Regions from separate parts of the Homo sapiens genome. Here regions 1 and 3 are each linked to region 2. Evidence: chromatin loops called from intact Hi-C (ENCODE). Cell type or tissue: GM12878. All regions are shown on one strand.

The links. Hi-C counts contacts between places; a loop is a spot of excess contacts. Peaks named below come from ENCODE experiments on the same cell type or tissue, not always from the same donor. Only the 100,000 strongest peaks of a DNase experiment are listed, where the experiment ranks them.
Region 1: a loop joins it to region 2, with 2.8 times the contacts of the local background. A loop is called at or near these places in 2 of 110 quality-filtered maps.
Region 3: a loop joins it to region 2, with 1.9 times the contacts of the local background. A loop is called at or near these places in 2 of 110 quality-filtered maps.

The regions. Positions count from the first base shown.
Region 1 is chr12:45,539,791-45,547,790 of GRCh38, forward strand. The region is part of intron 1 of LOC105369743 (a long non-coding RNA gene); the gene reads right to left. Among named protein-coding and RNA genes, the nearest start is that of LINC00938, 180 kb to the right of the region's middle. RefSeq lists an enhancer at 4,056-4,350. In GM12878, a CTCF peak has its summit at 4,204; a DNase peak (open chromatin) is centred at 4,201.
Region 2 is chr12:45,664,807-45,672,806 of GRCh38, forward strand. No RefSeq gene overlaps it. Among named protein-coding and RNA genes, the nearest start is that of LINC00938, 59 kb to the right of the region's middle. In GM12878, no CTCF peak of the experiment used is centred here; DNase peaks (open chromatin) are centred at 4,415 and 5,785; H3K4me3 peaks cover 387 bases.
Region 3 is chr12:45,553,426-45,561,425 of GRCh38, forward strand. The region is part of intron 1 of LOC105369743 (a long non-coding RNA gene); the gene reads right to left. It also overlaps the pseudogene LOC124903092. Among named protein-coding and RNA genes, the nearest start is that of LINC00938, 170 kb to the right of the region's middle. In GM12878, no CTCF peak of the experiment used is centred here; no DNase peak of the experiment used is centred here.

The sequences.
Region 1 (8,000 bases), 130 kb before region 2:
TTTTTATTCAGAGTTTCTTAACCTTGGCATTATTAACATTTGGGGCTGGATATTTTTTTGTTGAGGAGGGCTCTCCTGTACATTATAGGAAGCTTAGCAGTACTATTAACCTTAGCAGCATTATTAAGCCAGCCAGTAGCACCTCTCCCTTCCCCCACATAAGTTTCGACACCCCAAAATGTCTCCGGACATTGCCAAATGCCCCCTGTGGGACAAAAGCACCCCCAAGAGCCACTGATACATGCATGTGCATATTTTTGTACAGCATTTTACACTTTGCAAACACATTTAATACTCATAATAGTTGTGTGAGTACGCAGGGTAGATATTCTCTCTCCCCCTTCCCATTTCAAAGATGGGAAAGCATAATAATGTAATAATAAATGTTGTGAAATCAAAATTTAAATTTTTAACCACTAAGATGCCATCGTGAGTCAGACAGGAAGAAGACCGATTTATTTTTTAAAGTATTTTAGTAAAATAAGCAGTCAAAGCTTTTCCCCTTTACTTGAAGACCAGAAAAGGAATACTCAGGCAGCCACCCTCAAAGAGGACCCCCTAAGCAAAACAAGTGTGAAATGCAGCCATGTAACTCAGAGTTAATTTGGGGTTGAATTCATTAGCTGTAAAAATAATGATGTGATGAAAAATTTGCCTGCCCCTGCAGAGATAGGAAATGGGATAGCATGTGAATAAATGATCCTAATAGCTGTGATGGTATATCTTTAGGAGGTATGAGCATTCCATCTATAGAGAAAGTCTGCCCATTAATTAAAATTCTTATGGAGAGACACAAAGAAGATTAAAGTAGATAAAAGCTGTAGCACCAACAGGCCTAAAAACCAGTGTCTTGGAAAATAAAGAAACTGCCTGAAGACAGGGAATTATAATCTAAAGATATTGAAAGAAGAGAGGTTTCTAAATGCCAAGAAAAGCTAGATTCCCAAGGAGATGGGAAATAAGATGAGTAACTGTAGGAAATCCACCAAGGTCATCAACTCTCAAGCTGAACCCTAAGTGACACAAGCAGACCTCTATTAATCTGCACCTGTCATTTCACTGATTGTGTAGATATCAACACAGCTGCTTATTTCTGCTTATTTCTGTTGAGGCTTTTTACTACACCAGAACTCAGGTTTGTAGACAGTGAAAATGTCAGCACATTAAAAACATTCTGCTTCACATGTGTGAGATAATAGGATTTGGGGTTAATGAGCTCATGTCTGGGATATCGATCCAAATGTGAATAATTTGTAATTGGCCATCACTCAATGCCAGCTTATAACCAGCCCAGGCTATATGAATGGAACACTTTGTTCACTGAAATGACTATAGAGCCACAAAAACCAAAACTTGCTCAAAGAACTGGCCAATTGCCAAACAGCATCTCCCCTCCTCTCTCTTCTTATTCCCTGACTTCCAATTAAATACTAAATTGCTAGGAGAATATAAGATAATACATAGGGCCCATCATAAATTCCTCACCCAGCAGGCCCCATATATAGAATGAAAAAGATGTGATTTAAGATATAACAAGAGGCCCCCCTTTCACCAGCAAGCATCACTTTGATTATTTTGCCATTGCAAACCCAGGTTTTGAAAGATTTTATCTCGAAATACTAAAGTTGCTATATTTAAAATATGGATGTTTTAAATAATGCCCCATCAAGCTCTAGTTTCCTACAATTCTATCTATGGTACCACTCTTTTGGATGAAGATACTTTCTTTTTGTTTCTGATTTGGATGACTTTTAAAAAAATTATTATACTTTAAGTTCTAGGGTACGTGTGCACAACATGCAGATTTGTCACATATGTATACATGTGCCATGTTGGTGTGCTGCACCCATTAACTCATCATTTACATTAGGTATCTCCTGATGCTATCCCTCCCCCGACCCCGACCCCACGACAGGCCCCCCTGAGTGATGTTCCCTGCCCTGTGTCCAAGTGTTCTCATCGTTCAATTCCCACCTATGAGTGAGAACATGCGGTGTTTGGTTTTCTGGCCTTGTGATAGTTTGCTCAGAATGATGGTTTCCAGCTTCATCCATATCCCTGCAAAGGACCTGAACTCATCCTTTTTTATGGTTGCATGGTATTCCATGGTGTATATGTGCCACATTTTCTTAATCCAGTCTATCATTGATGGACATTTGGGTTGGTTCCAAGTCTTTGCTATTGTGAATAGTGCCGCTATAAACATACATGTACATGTGTCTTTATAGTAGCATGATTTATAATCCTTTGGGTATATACCCAATAATGGGATCACCGGGTCAAATGGTATTTCTAGTTCTAGGTCCTTGAGGAATTGCCACACTGTCTTCCACAATGGTTGGACTAGTTTACACTCCCACCAATAGTGTGAAAGCATTCCTATTTCTCCACATCCTCTCCAGCCTCTGTTGTTTCCTGACTTTTTAATGATTGCCATTCTAACTGGCATGAGATGGTATCTCATTGTGGTTTTGATTTGCATTTCTCTGATGACCAGTAATTATGAGCATTTTTTCATGTGTTTGTTGGCTGCATAAATGTCTTCTTTTGAGAAGTGTCTATTCATATCCTTTGCCCACTTTTTGATGGGGTTGTTTTTTTCTTGTAAATTTGTTTAACTTCTTTGTACATTCTGGATATTAGCCCTTTGTCAGATGGGTAGATTGCAAAAATTTTCTCCCATTCTGTAGGTTGCCTATTCACTCTGATGGTAGTTTCTTTTGCTGTGCAGAAGCTCTTTAGTTTAATTAGATCCCATTTGTCTATTTTGGCTTTTGTTGCCATTGTCCTGAATGGTATTGCCTAGGTTTTCTTCTAGGGTTTTTATGGTTTTAGGTCTAACATTTAAGTCTTTAATCCATCTTGAATTAATTTTTATATAAGGTGTAAGGAAGGGATCCAGTTTCAGCCTTCTACATATGGCTAGCCAGTTTTCCCAGCACCATTTATTAAATAGGGAATCCTTTCTCCATTTCTTGTTTTTGTCAGGTTTGTCAAAGATCAGATGGTTGTAGATGTGTGGTGTTATTTCTGAGGACTCTGTTCTGTTCCATTGGTTTATCTGTCTGTTTTGGTACCAGTACCATGCTGTTTTGATTACTGTAGCCTTGTAGTAGAGTTTGAAGTCAGGTAGCGTGATGCCTCCAACTTTGTTCTTTTGGCTTAGCATTTTCTTGGCAATGCAGGCTCTTTTTTGGTTCCATATGAACTTTAAAGTAGTTTTTTCCAATTCTGTGAAGAAAGTCATTGGTAGTCTGATGGGGATGGCATTGAATCTACAAATTACCTTGGGCAGTATGACCATTTTCATGATACTGATTCTTCCTATCCATGAGCATGGAATGTTCTTCCATTTGTTTGTGTCCTCTTTTATTTCGTTGAGCAGTTCTCCTTGAAGAGGTCCTTGGATGAAGACACTTTCTAAGAATAGTATCTATAAGCCAAAGTATCCACGATTAGTAACATTGGCAATTTATTAGTTTAACTATCAAAGAACAGAGCCTCAAAGCCTCTGGCTACTAGGACTGGTAATTTAAGTGAAGGAAGACAAAATTCAGAGAAACATGAGATGTCAACTTTCACTCAGTGGAGGCTGGAACCGTTGGGGGCCCTGAGAAGCCAAGGGCAGCAGGTTGAGGAACAAAGTACGAAGGACAGAGGGCTGGTCTTGGCACTGGGCTTGAAAACTACATTTATGATGTATTCAATGTGTAATAATTGGGCAAGCCTCTTAAGCTCTCCGAGCTTCAGTCCCTATATCTGTGGGTAGACTAATGCCTACCTTAAAACTTACTAGGTGAATGAAACAGAGGATAAAGATACTTGTCACTTAGGAAGTACCCATTCTAAACTTACTTTCTCTACTTACTTTCTTTCCAGTGTGGCTCAAGTCAGCCCTGTACTGGATTGTAGAGTAATTACTATTAATCCTGAACTGTTAAAGGGTTCAGCATCTTAAAACTGAATGATTAAAAGAAAAGTGGTCAGAACACGTGTGAATATACAGCTATATTCATTCATGGTTTATACGAAACACTAAATATGCTAGATAAATCCCCATTTCTGCTGCTGAAGTCCTGAAGAATCAGAACTCTTGAAATCTTAGCTTCAAAAGTCACATTGCAGTCATGAGAATCAGACTAAACCAAAAAGCCCCATGAAGAGCTTGAAGCTGGGTTTGGATTCTTCCGCACAAAGATCAACACTAGGGGGAGACTCTATCCCTTCTCAGCTGAGAGTGATTTGGCAATCCCCTTGCTCGGTTACCACCCAGTGCTCTAGGAGAATTGCCTGAGTAATAACAAGTTCAATAATTGATGAATAGAGCTGGGCAGGCAGCAGATGCCACTGGAGGGATGTGATGAGTAAAACCCAACAAAATGACAAAAATTTATCTTCCCAAAGTCATTCAGAAAATCTTAAAAAGTTAAGATCAAGAAAGCCACAGCTCTTATTTCACTTGATGGATCAAGTATTCATCAATATATTTTTATAATTGTATTTTATTTTTTGGTAGAAAAGTTATATTTAACAATTAACTATATTAATGATAAGGTATTAATGATGGTACTGATAACAAAAGTAATTATAATGCCTGATGTGCACAAAGCTTTGTGCGTACTCTCTTTAAAAAAAATTATTTTAAAAATTCTTCCAACAATCCAGTCAGTAGGTATTATTACCTCCATTTTTCTGTTAGAAAATTTAAGGAATAGAGAGGTTAGATGACTTAAACATGGTTAAGACCACAGACTGCGCAATCGGACTGACTGGGTTCAAGGCTCAATTCTACCATTTACTAGCTGTGTAACCTGGCAAGTTAATTTACCTCTCCGTTCCTTATTTCCTTGTGTGTAAATGAGAGTAATAATAGTACCTACTGCCTTTGGTTGTTGGGAGAGTTAAATGAGTTACTACGTGTAAAATGCTTAGAGCTGTGCTTGACAAATCGTTAGCATTTGATGTGTTTAATTAGCCATTATGTGACCCAAAGACACATATTTATTATTTTATATATGAATTACTTAATTACGATTGTACTTGTGTCAGGCACTGTCTTAGACCTAGCAAAGAAAAGATTGTATGGTTTATGGGAAAGGCAGACATTATGTAATTTTCGTAGGGTGTGATGAGTTTTGCGGTGGAGGCAGTAGGCACCATGCAGTATGCAGGGCAGTAGGCAGGGTAGGGGCCAGGCACGGGATGGTAAGACCAGGGCCCAGAGGAGAAGCCAGCTGTATTTGAAACAGCAGCAGCAAAAAAAAAAAAAAAAAAATGATTCTCATCAACAACTCTGAAGCTATTTCCAAGGCTTATGGATGAAGGAGACTCTAAAAATTTTAATACCTAGTCTTAACTCAGAAACTTTCTGAGCAAATCATTTGACCCCTGGATTTCCATTTCCAGATATATAAAATGCTGATTTCTTAGGGTTACTCTAGGAAAGAGTGAAGATTACTGTATGGGCTTCCATTGCTTGTGAAGAATCTACAAAGGCATGAAAACCTGGTGGTGCGATTATCGATGGGTAACTACCTAATTAACCACACATCTTTTCTTAGAAGAGATTATGTCAAAGGAGCACATATAGAGGAAAACCCTCAGGGACTTTCATTACAGAACCCCAGAGCCAGAAAATATCTTCGGGTTCATTGTTTGGTGGCTTCCAAAGTTTTCACTACTACAGACACCTTTCACTGGTCTTCTATCATGAACTTTATGGTTTTAGAGATTTGAGCTACCATGTTGCCTACATTAAGTAATTTTGTTTATCCATTTTGATTCAGTAGAGAGCATTTCATTTGTGCAAGATGCAGGTTTTAACATCCTGAGCTGATATAATCCAACCAAAATAAAATAAAAATCTCCCATCACACACTTATTGGAACAAATTAGGAATATATAGAAAGGAATAGCTTCATCACCACTGTCCAGATTTTGACATATTTCCTTTCAATCTTTATTTTAAGTGCTGTCTTTCTTAAAATACCTAAGATTGTACTGCATGTCCTTAAGGCAATGAAAATGGGCATTTCTTGATGTGGTGCTGGAGGGGTATTGGGTATCATTTACCCTTCCCAAGCCTGGGTTGTGCTATGTGACCCCCTTCCCACACCCTGAGACCCCAGACTACCCTGTCAATACGCTTCTAACACTTCCATACGGTACTCAATTAATCTGTTGCTATCTAACAGATTAAATAGCTTTGATTCCCCCTTTATACTGTAAAACTGTGTCTTATTCATCTTGGTGTCACCAGCACTTTGCAACCTATCTGACATGTTGTACAAAGTTGATACTTTTTATGCTGTACTGAAATATATATATACATATATACTGTTATATATAAAAGTGTGTGTGTGTGTATGTGTGTGTGTGTGTGTGTCTAGAAATCTTGTAACTCTACCACTGCCTTTGCATATCACAGGAGGCTTGGTTTGGTTCTCTTCTTTCAGATTAAAACACTGAATACCAACGTGGTTGATGGACAGAGGATTCCATATATAAGACTGAGTGATTGCCAGAAAGCAACAGAGGACAGAGGCTGGCATATTCTGGAATTCCATCACTTTAAGATAACCACTATTTATATTTTAGTGGTACAGTAATATCACAATACTCTTTTATCCTGAGCAATTTTTTAAAATGTAGACTTTTTAAAATCCTCCTCCTTCCCTCTGTCATTGAGCATTCCTCTTTTTTACCAGACATTCCTCTGCTTCATCCTAACTCCAACATAACCAGGGTTAGTGGCCAGTACATATCCTTTCATGACATTTTCCATGTTGTCAGAATCATAAACAAACATAAACAAACATGGAGTAGGGTTGTCATTTTCTGATTTTCAAAAATAGGCTCATGCTATATATATACTTCCCTAGATCTTGCTTTTTGCCCTTAACAATACATTGCAGAAATATGTCTGAGTCAGCTGGTTTTGATCTACCTCCTGTGAAGTGGGTCCCATGGTCAGATGCTATGCTGTATGGGATTCCACACCTGCAGATCAGGCATTTGGCAAGCTCCTGGGTGAGTTTTGGCTGAGGCTTTGCAGAAAGGAAAGGCAAACTAACACCGAGAATCAGTATCTGTCCTGTGAGGTCAAACCACTGGCCCTTCCAGGATGGACGTGACCCTTTGTAGCTGAGCTGCTACCAAGATGCTGGTGGTGTCCTTGAGAAACAGTGTCCATCCTTTTCCCCAGTCCTCTGACCAGCCAGCTGGGTCACTGGCCCCAGCCCAGATTTCTAAGAGCGACCCTAGCAGCAAGTTTGCCCCATCCCCTGGGGTCCTCGCCGGCGTTAAACCCCATGTACTGAGAAAGTTCCCTAAAGTCAGTGAATTCTTGCTTATCCAGTTGTATGTTCTGCCTCCTTGATTAAGCCTCATCAAAATTTATTCCCCAGTGTACCTCCCTGGCTCCTGCCAGTAAGTGCTATTTAATCTTTGAAGCTCCTTTGAGGTGTAATCTCTTTCCTCCCTTATCAGTCCTAGCACATTCCTAGCTCAACTCTGCTGGGAGTTAACCCTAGTTATCATAGAGGCATTCAGGAGAGGCAGTAGAGGCAGCTCCTTAGAGGAACACCTGTTGCTTTGTGGAGGAAGGCCACAGCAGTCTTCCCACATGAGGGAAGGGCTAGCTTTTCATCGAGAGGGTTGGGCTCAGAGTGTTGTGGGTTCAGAAGAGTCCACACAGCTACAGTCCTTGCAGGCAACCACCCAGATGTCCCCATCCCATATTTCAGGATCCTAAGCTTTCCCAACCAGAGCCCTGATCTTAACAGTACAGACCTGACTTGTTGAGAATTTACAGGTCTCTGGAGCTCCTGGATTCTAACTACTAAGTCCTACACTTGCTCCTCGGCTACATCCATGCTTCCACTGCAGGAGATTAGGGCCTCTTACTAAACTCCCAAAGAGGCCTTACAGAGGGGCTCTCCAGCTCCCACATTCAGCCTATAGATGTTCACTCATAGCCCTCAGCTTCTCATTATCTCCCT
Region 2 (8,000 bases):
CAGTGGCAGTAAAAATAGAGAAGAGATAAATTCAGGGGCTACTAAAAAGGTAGAATAGACAGAAAAAGACAGTTACCACCCGGATGTGGAGACTTGGTGGAAAGGGGTTGCCATGGTGACTCACAGTTTCCCAGTTTGAGCACCTAGGTGAACTATGGTGCCATTAACCAAAAATTGGGAAGGGAAAGAAGAGGAGAATGTTTGAGGATATGTTGCCTTTAGGTACCCCAATCTAAAAGAAAGGATACAATAATTGAAAAAGTAAGTCTGCAACTCATGATAGGAGTCAGAGAATGGGATGAGATTTGGCAATGATCATTTCATGGATGATAGTAGCAGGTGCCCAGGAAATAGAGAAGAGAATGAGGAGAAGGAGGCTGAATGTGGAGCCCTGTGGAAGATGTACTATTCATTTCAGTATCAAATTATAGCTTATTTGGTGTAGATTGCTTCCACTGGCTTAATTTTAATAACTTATTCACTCTGGTTAGAGAATTCCATAATTTAATTTTAGTTAAGTGTATGTATGCAGTGTTGACACTTGCTGTTTATAATAACTCAAGGCTAATATTTTAATCTTTTTAAACGTTTTAATTATTTATATAATGAAAACGTAAACAACATGCTGCACAAGTCATTTTATACCTTTGTCTTAATTAAAAAATAAACATATAGACACAGACAAATTTTGAAGTGACTTCCTCCATGCCTCCTCCTTCCTCTGCTTGCCTACTGTTTCTATTACTGAAATATTATTACAACTGCACCCTGCTTTTGCGAGAAAGTCACCTGAAAAATTGTCATTACCAAGTTCTTAAAGAGCTGCCAGAACAAAAATCCAAAAAAAAAAAAAAAAACAGAGCAAGTTAATGGTTATTAGCATATTCATAAACTGAGACATAAGGTCAAACTCTTTATTTTCATTCCAAAAAGTCATCTACTTATGTCACTGACCCTGCCTTTTTTTTCTACTATAGCCAATAATAGATTAATGGTTGTGTGATTTGAACAAATTCTCAGAAGCATTTATACTTAAAAAAAATATGAATATCCAGAAGAAAGGGGTTTTTTTTTTTTTAATAGTTAAAAGTATTTGTTAAGTTAAGATACTGCAAGGGTTTAGGCAGCTCAGTAAATAACTTCAGGAGAACAATCTGTTGTCCTTTAACAGGCTCTTAATCTCAAGGGTAAAATCTCTTTCCATTCATTGATATTTGCAATAAAAATTGTGACGGCTTCATGCTGAAGTAATTTCCTTGCTAATGTAATGGCATTAAGATATTCAAATTATCATTGTCTTTTGTACTGGGTGTTTTCAAAGAAGTGTGAAGATAGGGAGAATTTCCTTAGCATATTATTCATCATGTGGCACAAATCACCTCCCTGCTAGCTTGGAGAAAAATTGTATGAGAAAATTCAAGATGCATGAAAAAAATTATCTTGGACATTGAAAATTAAAACAACATGGGCACAAAAACCAGAAGACAGATGTTTTGTTTATACCACATAGCACCTCCAAAGTTGGCCTGATATTTAGGCAAAGAAGTGGCCACTTAAATGATGTGAGTCAATTTTATCTGCCTGATTGGAAAAAGGGATGATGATGATATTGGTGGGCTGGGGAGGAATGGAAAACACTGGTGGGATATCCACCCCAGCTGGTGTCCAGGCTGTTGACACCATCAAGAGAAGGAATTCAAGGATGAGTCAGAAAATAGTGAAAATATGGAGATTTATTACAAAGTGAAAAATCCACACTTAAGAAAGGGGAGTGTGGGCGTACTCAAGAAAGCGTCACACAAGGGAGTTTGGGGCTTCTCCCTTTAGGGCTTCTTTAACCAAGGGGTGGTATATTTATGAAGATTCCTGGAAAAAGTTGAAGATTTCTTGGAACTATGGTGCCATCCATTTTTACACCAAACAGGGGGTTTCCAGAACTGTCATGGCACTGACGGGTTTGTGATTTGTATGTTAATGAGCATATAATGAGGTCCTAGGAGAAACCTAGGTCAAATCCAGCACCATGTAGGGTCTAGTCGGTCATAGCCAGCTTGGCCCACACCCTGGTTTTTCAGGGTCTTATCAGCCCCTAGCTTACGCAGGTATTTCAACAGTTTCCTTTTGCTGCTCATGTGAAACTACTGCCTGGAATTTTCTATTCTCCTGTGACCACCCTGTATTATTCCTATCTCAATGAGAATGAGACAGTGCTTTTTTCTACTGTGTCATTTCTTGAATCCTGGCCTACCCTGAGATGAGTAAGCAGGGATGAGTGGAAGTTTTTTTCTCCCCTCCTCTGGTAAAGCCTAGATCCTAAAATGTTACTTTGTGAATTATAAATATAAACACCTCCTCCCCTGTCCTTTTATGCTATTGTCTTCAATAAAACAGATTTTTTTCTCTTAGAAAAATATCAAGACAGTTATTTTTTAAAATGACTTTGACTCCCAGACACATTCCCCAGTCACTTCAAGTGTGTTTTGTCTCTGCTGTTTGCATACATGTTTCCCTACTTCTCTCACCACATCCCAGCATCCAGAAGCTCCCCAGTCCCAACACTCATTCTCATTGTTCAGGGCCAACCTGAATGTCTCACCTCCGTGCAGCCATCCCTTATCCCCTGTCCCAATCCCCTCACCCCAAATCAATCAATTAATCTATATGAAGTGCTCTGAACATTGTCTGGAATATAAAATATATTATATGAGTATTGGCTGCCATTAACATCATTGTGTGTGTTTCTAAAGTACTTTCCACAAACCTTTGCTGTGCATGACTTTCATCTTGTCACTTAGCTTCTTTCCTCACTTATTTACTCAAAATTCACCTTAGTGAGGTCTTCCCGACCAAAATTTCAAAACCCTCCTTTAAATCTCCTTTTCTGATTTTTAAAATCTTTAGCATTTCTCACTATGCACATTTTTCTGCATTATCTTGTTTATTGAATGTCTCTGTCATCAGAATGAAAGCTCCATGGGGGCAGTAAATAGTTATGCAATGAATGAATGAATGTGCTTGCATATATTTTTACCTACTAAGACTCTATATCGTCAGAGAACCTAATATACCATATGGCACTCAGTAGACCAGCTGAGTAAGAGGAAGATCTAGAATCCTAAGGCCATTCCAAAGAATGGCACATTTGAAAGGGTGCCTCAGCGTGAAACACTCAACTGGCTACATAATGAAGGCATTGAGTGTTAGAAGGAGAGGAAAAAATCCCTAACATGGACATAATAACTTATGTCCTTTTCTAGACTACAGTGCCTAAGGACATCTCTGGGTCCTAGGCACATTGTTTATATTTAGTAAAAATTTATAAAGATTACTGATACATAGTATTTGGCAAAGAAAGATAAAAACTGACATATAAACTATTTGCTTATGAAGGATAAATTTAAGGTTAGATAAAAAAAAAAAACCTCATGTTGCTATATTGTATGACGGGTATGGTTTGCAAAAAGCATAATCCAGGGCCATTTTCCGCATTATATTAAATGGTGTTTCTATACTGAAATCAACTCCAAACTTATACCATAAAATATTGTGAAAATGTCATAGGTAGTTAGTGCAAGGTAGTTTTTAAATAGGGAGTCATTACTTTCGAATATCCATGGAACTTAACATTTTCTTACTTAATTTTTATCAAAAGATTTCAGGGAGTTTGGAACGTCTCACAAAATAGCTACTGAACAGGAATATGGAGAGAAGCAAAGTTTGTTAACTGGAATAAAATAAACCTACTTGGAACTTGGAACTCAAAATTCAAGCTCACTTACAAGGTGTCTGCCATGCCCTGCTCACAGAGTATACATTCCTGGTCAAGAATGTTAAGTCCTAAATAATCCTATCTTGGATGACACAGGAACTGATGAAAAAAGATAACCCAATGGCTTTATCACACCAAATATTCTATCACACAGATCAGAAAGAAGTTTTGACTCTAATCCCACTTAGTGGCTGTGTGAACTCAAGTAAGTAACTTAACCCCACTGATCTTCCATTGCCTTGTTTCAAAATGAGAATAGCATATTAGCACTGCCTTACCCAGTTGTTGTGAGGAGCTAATAAAATACTGTGTGTTAAAACGTGTGGTAAACCCTGAAGTGCTATACAAATGTGATGTATTATTTTTGTTCTTTAAAGGTCTTTTGACACCTAATCTTTGCCTCCATAAATGACCTCTTTGTTTTCAAGCTTGCTTTTGTCTGATCTTACACTGGCTCAAATTTTAATCTCTTACCTAGTGAAGTTATTTCTTTAGACCTTGCCTCTGCCCAGCTCTTTCTTGGACTACTAGAACCTAATTACTTCTGTGGCTTCTGTTTGACTCAGCATTCAATAGTATGGTTACTCTGAGCCTGCCATGTAAGAACTGTGAATGTAAACTAAGGGCTTATCCCCCTGTCTACTGTAATCCATCTAAGTAATATGCAATATTTGAGTGTAGATGACAAGATGGCATGAAATTTCACTTCTCTTTCAGAGAACGAAACCAATTCCTTATCTTTAAGAAGGTTTACTTGAAAGGACTTTCAGTTTCTCTTCATAAAATAATGTAGAAACCATTATTCTTTCTGTTTGCCTCTCACCTCAGCACTGGGCTGAATGTATTTATAAACTAAAACTAGAAAGAATTCTTGGTTTGCAAAAGATTTTAACAGAAAACCAGAGCTGATGGCTAATACTAGCAGGAGCAGGGTCTGTGTACTGGTTTCCACTTCATTAAATAATAGCAGCATCCAGCAGATACAGCACCTACTAAGTGCCTGAGTTTTTACATGTATTAATTCATTTACTCTTCACAACTATTATTAGCTCCATCTTGCTGTTGAGGAAAATAATTGACATAAGGTCAAACAGCTAGTAAGTGGAAGAGCTGGGATTCAAACTCAGGCCATTTGATTCTAGAATAAGGTCATATTCTTAACTCTATGTTATATTGCTAATAATAATGATTATTATGATACTGATAACAAAAAAAATGTATTATTTCTTGTTGCATAACAAATTGCCCCGAAATTTAGTGGCTTAAAAGAACAAAATCACAGTTTCTGTGAGTCAGGAATTTGGACACAATTTAGCTAGGTACTCTGCTTCAGAGTCTTTCACAAGCTGCAATCAATGTGTCCTGTGGGGCTGTAGTCATTCCAAGGCTCGACTGGGAAAGGATCCACTTCCATGCTCACTCACATGGTTATTGTTAGAATTCAGTTCCTTGCAGCCTGTTGGACAGAAACCATCCCTAATTCTGTGCCAGGTGGGCCTCTCAAACATGGTAGTTTGCAAAGTGTGAAAGCTGGGAAAGATATAGAGTCCAGCAAAATACAAGCCACTGTCTACTGTTAATAGACATTAGTATTTCCACCACTTTTGTCATACTCTTTTTATTAAGAGCAAGTAACTAAGCCCACACTCAACTGGAGGGGATTACACAAGGATATGAATACCAGGAAGTTGGGATCATTGGCAGTCACATCAGAAGCTGCCCACCTTCATAATAATTAACATTCTATAAATATAATAAGAAAATAACATTTATTGAGAGCTTACTATGTGCCTGGCAATAGTCCAAGCATTTCACGTATATTAATTCACATAATCCTCACAACAAACCTGATACATGAATTAGTAAGGGGAAGTGCCATGATTACACTTAGAGGTGGAGAAATTAATACCACTTTTCTGTATTCCAACAGATAAAGCCTTTCTTAGAATGCTTCAAAATGATTGCCACAAACTGAATCTACCCCAACCACATCCTCTTTCATAACCACTTGTCTTATTCACAGAACAGGCTTTTTCTAGCTGGTGGCAAATAGTAATTTCCCAAAGTAACCCCCTTCTGGCTCTACTAGTCCTGGGGGTAGGGAAGAAGAAGTAGTCTTTAAAAAAAAAAAATCACTATTTTTCATAAATTTTTTTTTTTTTTTTTTTTGGTCACCGAGGCTGGAGTGCAGTAGTGCAATTGCAGCTCACTGCAGCCACGACCTCCCAGGCTCAAGCAATCCTCCCAGCTCAACTTCCCAAGTAGCTGGGACCACAGGCATGTGCCACCATGCCCAGATGATTTTTTATTTTTTTGTAGAGACAGGGTGTCACTATGTTACCCAGGCTGGTCACAAACACCTGGGCTCAAGCAATCAATCCTCCTGCCTCAGCCTCCCAAAGTGACGTGAGTACAGGTGTGAGCCACTGCACTCGGCCAAACATTATACTTTTTATAAATGAATATATCATTACTGTAATTCCAATTTTAAATAGAAACTGCTAATAAGAATCATCTTTTCTGTTTGAAAGGCTACCAAGGATACAAAATATCCAAATCAATTCCAGTTTTGATTTAATTCTAGTTTTTTTACATCGTGCTTCTCTTCAAAAAGTTGTTGAGATGGCTGGCTCCCAGTTGGTCAACTATAAAGAAGGATAAGAGAGAATAAGCACATCCCCCTGAAAGATTCTAGGCTCTATGGAATTGGATGGAGGTGGGTACTGGCGCATTGATCAGACTGTCTCTCCAGTCTTACCCTCCAAATTAGAGGCCCAGAGAAAACATGGAATCACTTAGCACAGGAGAGGCTGGAAGTCCTCTTCCCTATTTTTAATAGGGACTAAAGGAGTTGCTTATTATGAGAGCTGTGTGGAAGACATCCCAGATTCCTAGGCTGCTGGGTGTGTGTCTATTTTCAACCCTCTTACATTTGCAATGACACATCCTTTAAATATCTAGAAGCCAGTTCCTGGTCAAGTTAAAAATATAAACAAATGAATATCGATTCAAAGTTCTAAATAAAATACGAACAAATGAAATTCAATAATTTATTATTAAAAGAATAATTTACCAAAAGGGTTAATTCAATCATACAGAAAGGATTATTTAATAACACATTAATAAGATTCATCACACTAAGAGGTCAAAAAAGTAATATCATCTTAATAGAAGGCAAAAAGCACTTGCTAGAATTTGGCAACTATTCATAATTAAAGAAATAAATGTCTCAGTAAACTGAAGATAGAAGAAGTCCACTTTGTCATGACAAGTAATATTTATATGGACTAACATATTTAACAATGAAACACTAGAAGAATTCCCAATGGTCAGAATTAAGACAAGGATGTTACTGATTTATTGCATTTTTTAAACACAAAAATGGAAACAATCTAAATGTTCTGCAGTTAACTAAGTTAAAATACAGTCGTAATATGGAATACTTGATAGCCACTATAATCATATGGTACATGAGTATATATAGGCATATTTGAGACCTATACACAAACAATATATAGGTATATATATAGTGTATATAGATAATATATGTTTGCAGATATGAAATATATGTGAATGTAATTGTGCATTGAAAAAGTTCTGAAAAGAAATACAAGCTGCAAACAGGGCTTCCTTTAGAAGAATGGTTTTGGTAGAATTAACAGACTAGAATGGAAAGATCTTTTGTACAAGTACTCTGTGTTGTTCAAATCTTTTTGGAACAAGGAAATATTAGATATGCAGTATTTATTTAATTATTTATTTGGGACGGAGTCTCCCTCTATCACCCAGGCTGGAGTGCAGTGGTGTGATCTCTGCTCACTGCAACCTCCGCCTCCCAGGCTCAGGCGATTCTCCTGCCTCAGCCTCCCAAGTAGCTGGGATTGCAGGTACCCACCACCATGCCCAGCTAATTTTTGTATTTTTAGTAGAGATGGGGTTTCACCATGTTGGCCAGGCTTGTTTTGAACTCCTGACCTCAAATGATCCACCTGCCTTGGCCTTCCAAAATGCTGGGATTACAGGCGTGAGCCACTGTACCTGCCTATGTATACAGTACTCAGACCAACTCTAAAAAAACTAGTCAAAGAATACTGACAGTGAAGAAATAATGGTATTACCAATAAAAAAACAAGTTCAAGGCCAGGTGTGGTGGCTCATGCCTGTAATCCCAGCACTTTGGGAGGCCAAGGTAGGTGGATCACGAGGTCAGGAGTTCAAGACCAGCCTGGCC
Region 3 (8,000 bases), 110 kb before region 2:
CATTCGAGAGCATTTACTGCATAACTACTTGGATGTATAATCAATTCAAGCCTGAGCTCTTTGGCTGAATGGGATATTGGCAAAGTTCCATAGGCTAATGGATAATTTGTAGGGACCCTATCATGGGCATTTGGCTGCATGTCCAATGATGTGGGGGTAACAGCCAGCATTGGTTAGAACATTTAAGGCCCTTAACAATTGTTGTGAGTGACACAACAAAACCAGAATATCATAAAACCCTAAAGAGATCAAGTGACTAAGGGAAAACACTCAAGTCTTTTCATGTAATTGCCTTGAGAGTACTGACCATATAAAATTTAATTCAATAGGTACATTTAGAGCACAACAATAAATAGCTATAGAGCAGTTTTACATCTGTTACCTCATTTGAGCCTAACATAACCTCTAAGATAGGTTATTATTTATTCTCTCCACTTCACAGATAATGCAACTGAGACTCAAAGACGTGATTAACCCTAGGAAAGTGCTCCACAAAAGATGATGAAATTGATGGCTTAGATGAAGTTAGGCCTCAAACACGAATGCAGATCTTTGCATTCCCAATTATTTGCTCTTTTCCCTACTTTCTGCTGCCTGGTTGGACAGCATCAGGTGCCACCTCCAATATGAAATGCAAATGAATAGGACTGGTTCTCCTGCTTAAGGACTCTTTTTTTGAGTCGGAGTCTCACTCTGTCGCCCAGGCTGGTGTGGAGTGGTACGATCTCGGCTCACTGCAACATCTGCCTCCCAGGTTCAAGCAATTCTCCTACCTCAGCCTCCCAAGTAGCTGGGACTACAGGCATCTGCCACCACTCCTGGCTAATTTTTTGTATTTTTAGTAGAGGTGAGGTTTCACCGTGTTGGCCAGGTTGGTCTTGAACTCCCGACCTCAAATGATCCACCCACCTTGGCCTCCCAAAGTGCTGGTATTACAGGCGTAAGCCACCGCACCCAGCCCTTAAGGACTTTTATAAAGCCTACTGGGGAGTAAGAACAGTGCTGTTGATGAAGTAAATAGACCCCATGTCATATGAAGTTACAAAAGAGAGATGAGTACTGGCTTGTCTCCTTAGGGGAGGCTGTCTAAAGCAGGCGGCAATAGAGCTGGGCTTTGAGGGATAGTCCAGATTTTCACGTGGTGAGAGAAAGAAACTGGAAACATTGCGCAGGGGCCATGCTAATCTTCTCTGTATCGTTCCAATTTTAGTATATGTGCTGCCGAAGCGAGCACATGAAACTGGAAACATTGCAACCAGTTAGGAGGACACTCAAGAGAGGATAGCTTTGGATTATGAAAATCTCACCAGTCTTGGTGACTTGTTAACTACTTAATATTCTTTAATTTCCATGAAATAATGTTTTATAGACTACAATTTTTCTAAGTTCTGTACTTAAGTCACTTCTTGATAGTAAGGACCAATTAGGTCAGTTCAACGGTTTTCCAATATTTTTGAGCTGTGGAACCAGAATCTTACATGGAAGTCAAATATATATATAAAGAGAAGCTGTTTCGGTTGAAGCAGAGGTGGATGGAGGTAATCAGAGACCAACGGAAAGGAGGTCATTCACACAAGGTGAGCCCTTATCAGCCCCATCCTGCTATTTTAAACATGATGCACATTTTGATAAGGGCCAGTCAGGAAAACAAAAACTACCTCAGTTATTTTAACAGGGAAAAAAAGATATAAAGAATTAGTTGGATGAGGCATGGTGGCGCATGCCTATAATCCGAGAACTTTGAGTGGCTGAACCAGGCAGGTTGCTTGAGCCCAGGAGTTTGAAATCACCCTGGGCAACATGGCAAGACCCTATCGCTACAAAATGTACAAAAATTAGCCAGATGTGGTATTGCCCACCTGTAGTCCCAGCTACTACTCGGGAGACTGAGATGGGAGGATGGCTTAAACCCAGGAGGTCGAGGCTACACAGAGCTGTGATCACACCACCACACTCCAGCCTGGGTGACAGAGCAAAATCCTGTCTCAAAGAAAAAAAAAAAAAAAGGAATTAGTCAGAAAATCGTTGGAGGACTGAAAAGGCAAGAAGAGAACACCAAAATAACACACAGAAAAGGTAGCTTCTCCCTATAGGGCTGGCGAAACAAAATGAAAGAGGTGGGGTTATTAAAACTTAAGAGGTCGGAAGAAGTATCCTACTGAGCTTATACTCAGACCTCAGGAAAAAAGACCCTTCCCAGCTCTTATGGGAATGATGAGACAAATTTTGGTCTAACTGATGGGAAAAAAAGTTGTAAACTAGAGCAAACTGCCACTGACAAGATGAAGGGCTAATGCTGGAGTGATGCAGGTGGTAACAATGAATAAACAGGAAGGATCAGTCCCCCTTTCTTCCTCCTGCCTTCCAGTTCCATTGGTGGAACTTCATGGGATCCAGCTGGCAAAGGAGAAAGGTGGTCTTCAGGCCCAGCCCCAGCAACACAGAGCAGAGTGGCGGGAGGTGGAGCTGAGACACAATCGCTTTATGACCAACACAGTGCCTCAGACCACAAGAAGGAGCAAACAAGACAGTAAGGGGGCTGTGCCCCAAATGTTCCTGATTTGGGGGGAAATCAGAGTTTATATCCTACAGATAGCAGATCAGTTGTTCTGTCTCTGAAGGACAAGGTGATGGTATGTTAAATGGTGTATGAACCACACATTGGTATGTACAGCCTACTAGCAGGAAGGGACCAGATCAATGGAGTGAAGAAACAAAGTAGATCTTCAAATTCTGAAATAACCTCTTTTGCCATATTTTCTGGACCAGGATTTATAATTAAATGATGACTTATTCTCTTTTTTTACGTATGTTCTTTCTTTTCAAATTCATTTTCTCTTCTGCAGCATACTTGGATAAAGTCAATGCATCAGAAAGGCTAAGTCAAGTGATAGAGCCACTAACTGCAAATACATTAAATGTATGCAGCATGTATCATTTTCCCTGTCTATGAGATGGTGATACTAAGGGATTATATATAGAAATGAAGATTCTCTCATTAGCAATTATCATTCATTCATTCATTTAACAAATATATTTTAATGTTTGTTATATATCAGGCACTGTTTTAGGGGTAGGGGTTCAAACACTGAATACATAATAATAGACAAAACACCCATATTAGTTAGGAATATTAGTATGACACTAAGTAATGGAAAATCCCACTCCAGTGGCTTTACCAAAGAGAGTTTTATAATTTTGGCCTAATGAGAAATCATGAGGGAGGCAGCCAAGATTGGCAGGGTAGGCTGTGATGCCATCAAGGACCCAGCTTCTCTCTGTCTGTTTACCCTCCTTAAAGGGCTGATTTTTATACGCACACTTGTCCTTTCATGATCACAAGATAACTATTCCACTGTGAGAAATTATATCTGCATACCAAACAAGCAAAAGAAAACAGAGAAGGAAGAGGCAATGCCCGTGTTAGGAAAGTAAAGGCTTTATAGAAATCACCAACAGACTTCTGCTCATATGTCATTGACCAGAGCTACATCACGTGGCCACCCCTCACTGGAAACCAGAATGGGAGGGTGAACATTTTTAGCTGGGCATATTTCTATCCTAAGTAAAATCAGGAATCTGTTAGTAAAGAAGAAATGATACTGGCTAGTTGTCTAGCAGTCTCTGCCACACTGCCTGTGTCATGGTGCTTATATTCCAGTGTAGCAGATTGTATCACTGGGGCTCTTTGGTTGCAGCAACTGCAGCCAAGAGGAGTGGAATTTGTTGGAAAGATGTAAACCAGCTCATAGAAGCAAAGAGAAGTTGGAGAGCCAGGTCATAGAAGAACAGGAACTAGGGCAGCCTGTGAGACTAGGCACCCAGTGGCAGTGGTCTGATAAATAAGTCCCAAATACAGAAGTTGTCCAAAGTCAGGAGAGAAGTCCAGCTCCTGGCTGGAGTCCTAGCAGTCCCACCACTCTGCACCCAGTGGGAGAGGTGATATCCCCATAAGGAAGTCAAGGAGCACTGACCAAGGAAAGAGGCAAGGGTGTAGAGCAGCCCAACAGGTCCAGAACATTGACCAAGGGGCTGATATTGGTGAAATGATTTAAGTTTCCCATATAACAAGTTCTCAAGTGCTATTAAACACTGTTAAGATCCTTAATATTATAACTCAACCTTAAAAACACATCTTTGCTCCAATTCTTTAATGCCTCAGAAAAATCCAATTTTCACTTTTCTAAACTGAATCAGAACTGCAAAAAATAGTTTACACCAGAAAAACAGACTGCAAAAGATTGGATGGTTTTGTTATTAAGACTGTCTCCTAGTTACATTTTATATATAGATTCTTCAGAATGTAGGTTAGGGAGCTATTAAAAAATTAAATAAGAGAAGAGCATCGCTTCTGCTATTTGACTTGAAGATGTTCACAGCGGGGCAACATAAAATCAGATTTTTATAGTGTTGCCTGAAAATAATACTATATACTGAACTAGGAGCCTATAGGCAGATCAGGCCATTAAGGACTATTACCCATATTATTACTGCTAAAATATTCATATGTTATAATTTTGTAATAAGGTATTTACAAAGAAAATAATGTTGGCTTAAAATGCACATATCAGTAAAGGCATTCCAGCTTAGTGTTGTTTGAAGATTTCTGCAGGAGCAAAAGCCAAAAACAACAAATGACTATTTTAAGTTTAGATTATGTCCCGCTAATTGCCTATTTTTTTTGACCCTTGGAAACATTTATAGCAAATGAAGCAATAAAATTAAGCAGAGTAAAATTTGTTAAAAAGAGAAAATTGATATAGGCCCAGGTGCCATTGTTACTCATATTCTTTTCCTGTAATAGATTTATTTCAATTTCTAAGCAGTTTTGAGTCTTCATTGGTTTATTCAAAAAATATTTAGTGAATCTGTCTACTAGGGCAGATGGTACTCCTTGCCTATTCAGTATTCATTCTCCTTTTACTCCTAACTAATATAATCCCATCTCTTTCAAGATGTCAGCACGTTCTACAAAAATAATAACTTCCAAGACTCACTTGCAGCCAAGGGTTACCATCTTACTAGGGCTAGATAATGAGAGATAAAGAAAAGAGTTTTTGTTTTTTGCTTTTTGTTTTAAGTAGGAGAAATTTATCTGGCAGTATCTTTAAACTTTCTGTTTGGAATGCAGATGCAATTCCTGGAACTGTGGCAGCCATCTTGTAACCATGAGGATACAGTCAATAACGAGATGGATCATTGAGCTTTGATGACATTTTAGAGACACTATACCACCACTGGACTGCTTGTCTTCAGACATTTTCCTATGTGATTAAAAAAAAAAATCAGCTGGGCGCAGTGGTTCACGCCTGTAATCCCAGCACTTTGGGAGGCCAAGGAGGATGGATCACAAGGTCAGGAGATAGAGACCATCCTGGCTAACACAGTGAAACCCGTCTTTACTAAAACACACAAAAAAATTAGCCAGGCGCAGTGGCGGGCACCTGTAGTCCCAGCTACTCGGGAAGCTGGGACAGGAGAATGGCATGAACCCGGGAGGCAGAGCTTTCAGTGAGCCGAGATTGCGCCACTGCACTCCAGCCTGGGTGACACAGTGAGACTCCATCTCAAAAAAAAAAAAAAAAAATCTCCATTTGGTTCAGCTATTGCAATCAGGTTCTGTTATTTGCAACCAAATGCATTACTAACTGGCATATGTGCCATGTACCTGGTACTATGTCAGACCCAGTGAACAAGATATGCAGTGAACAAGATCCCTCAGGGACTTTACTATTAAATGGGAGAAATATTAAATAAATAATTATAAAATTAATGATTTAATTACAATTTCTATGAAGGTTATTGCTAGGGCATCCAAATTAGCCTGAATGAAGATGGTGGTTAGAGGAGATATTTGGAAGTAAATGACATACAAATTGAGATTTGGAGGATAACTAGGAGTTAACTGGGCAGTGACAGTTGGAGAGAAAATTCCAAGGGGGAAGAACAGTCCCTGTGAGTAAAACATACAGACTAAGGAGAATGATACTTCGTGAGGCTAGAGCAGAAGTCAGATACAAAAAATGCAAGGCCAAGGGAAGGAGGGAAAAAAAAATGCGGGGCCTTTTGGCCATGGCAAGAAACTCAGACCGTAGAGCAATGGAAAGTCTTTGGCCTATGTAATCAGATTCCAATTGTGAAAAGATAATTCTGATTGCATTATGAAGGAACTGGAGGGAAGCAAGAGTGGACATGGGGAGTAAGAAGTTGATTGAAATAGACTAGATCAGGCGTACGCAAAATACTGACCAAGGACCTGCCTTCATAATTAAAATTGTTTGGAACTCAGTCATGCCCATTCATTTACATATAGTCTACTGCTGTTTCTATGCTACAACGGCAGAGTTAAGCAGTTGCCTCAGAGACCATATGGCCTGTAGAGTCTAAATTATCTACTATCTGGCCCTTTATAAAACAAGTTTGCCAACCCCTGCTCTAGATGGAAGATGATGAAAGAAGATGATGGTTTGGACTAGTGCCATGAAGCTGTAGAAGAGTGGACAGATTTGAGATGTATTTGAGACTTGCTGAGGGGTTAAATTTGGGAGTTGAAGGAGAGAAAGAGATGAACAATGACTTTCAAACATAAGCAACAGAAAAGATTTTTAAAAAGCAGGTTTGGGAGATAACGTTCAAGTGTTCTGTCTCGGCTGCTTGAGTTTAAATATCTTAAAGAAAGAGATTATTAATACCATGGCCTCTCTCTTGAATACGAGAAGCCTATAATATGGGAACTTTCCCTGAATTCCATATTGTAATCAGTTCTGTGCTATGACAATCACACTGTGACATATTGATTTTTACATACAGAAAGTCCTCCTAAATAAATAATTCAATTCAGTCCATTTTAATAAAAAAGCAAAAGTTAAAAGAGATAAAGACAAATGGATGATAATAAAAGTTTTCTGATGGTTTGAGAAAGAGCATCTGGTCCTTTAACAGTAAGTATATCCAATAATGATACGCTTTCAAAATTTATTTTTCATGCTATCACATTTCCCCAGTATTTTCTTGCCACTAACTATAATCAAATTGATCTCATAAAAATAACAAATTCATGGGCCTGTTGCAGTTAAGATATAACTTATTGAGAAACAATGAAGAGCTTTTGGGGTTACATTTTATTAAACCCATCTTTACCCTTCCAAATAGAATGACTGTATTTCTCTGTCAAAATCTGGGACACAAGGTTAACAACTGGAAACAAAATTTTAATTGTGGAAGTCCCAGAAAATATCAAACATATGACTGTCATATATTTCTATGCAAGATCCTAAGGCATGGGAAACTCATCCAAACTTTATTCATGACCCGTAAAAGGCGAAGCTTCAAGTACAGAAAGGAACATAATGGACCATCATGGAAAATGATGCAGCCCAACATTTGAAATAAGATACCTTGGTGCTGGTCTTCAAATTTTATAAGTATTTAGCAACATGGATATGAAATATTCTTGATGAGACCTCCTACGGAGACTATTAGAGAGGAAAAAAAGCAAGACTTCCAAAATGTAAATATGCAGGATAATATTTGACCTGCACTCTTTTTGCTTAGAACTATATGTCACAACTGTTAAACCAGTTTGGAAAGCTGCAGGAATCTTTTGAATGCTACCTCACAATTTTTCATTGTCGTGGAATTGTGCTTATCCCAGTAAGTGGTTTTTTGGCAAAACATGCTGGAAATTTTCCTTGTACTTAAGGATAAAACTATTTTTTCGAGATGCACACATTAAGATATGGGGACAAAAATATCCAAGGTAGAGAATGTAGGATTTATATGTTTAATGAAATGTGAAAATTGAAAAAGACAAACATTTCTTCTGGAGATGGCCTTAACCATTTACAAATTGATTAACTTAAAATTATTCAAACCAGCATTCTTTTATTCCTTGATAGGTAAATTTCATAGGTAATTCCTTTTTTAAATTACTATTTTCAAGCAGAGTAGAATTTTCCCTATATGAAACTTGGAATTCCTGGCCAAACAGTGTTGAGCTA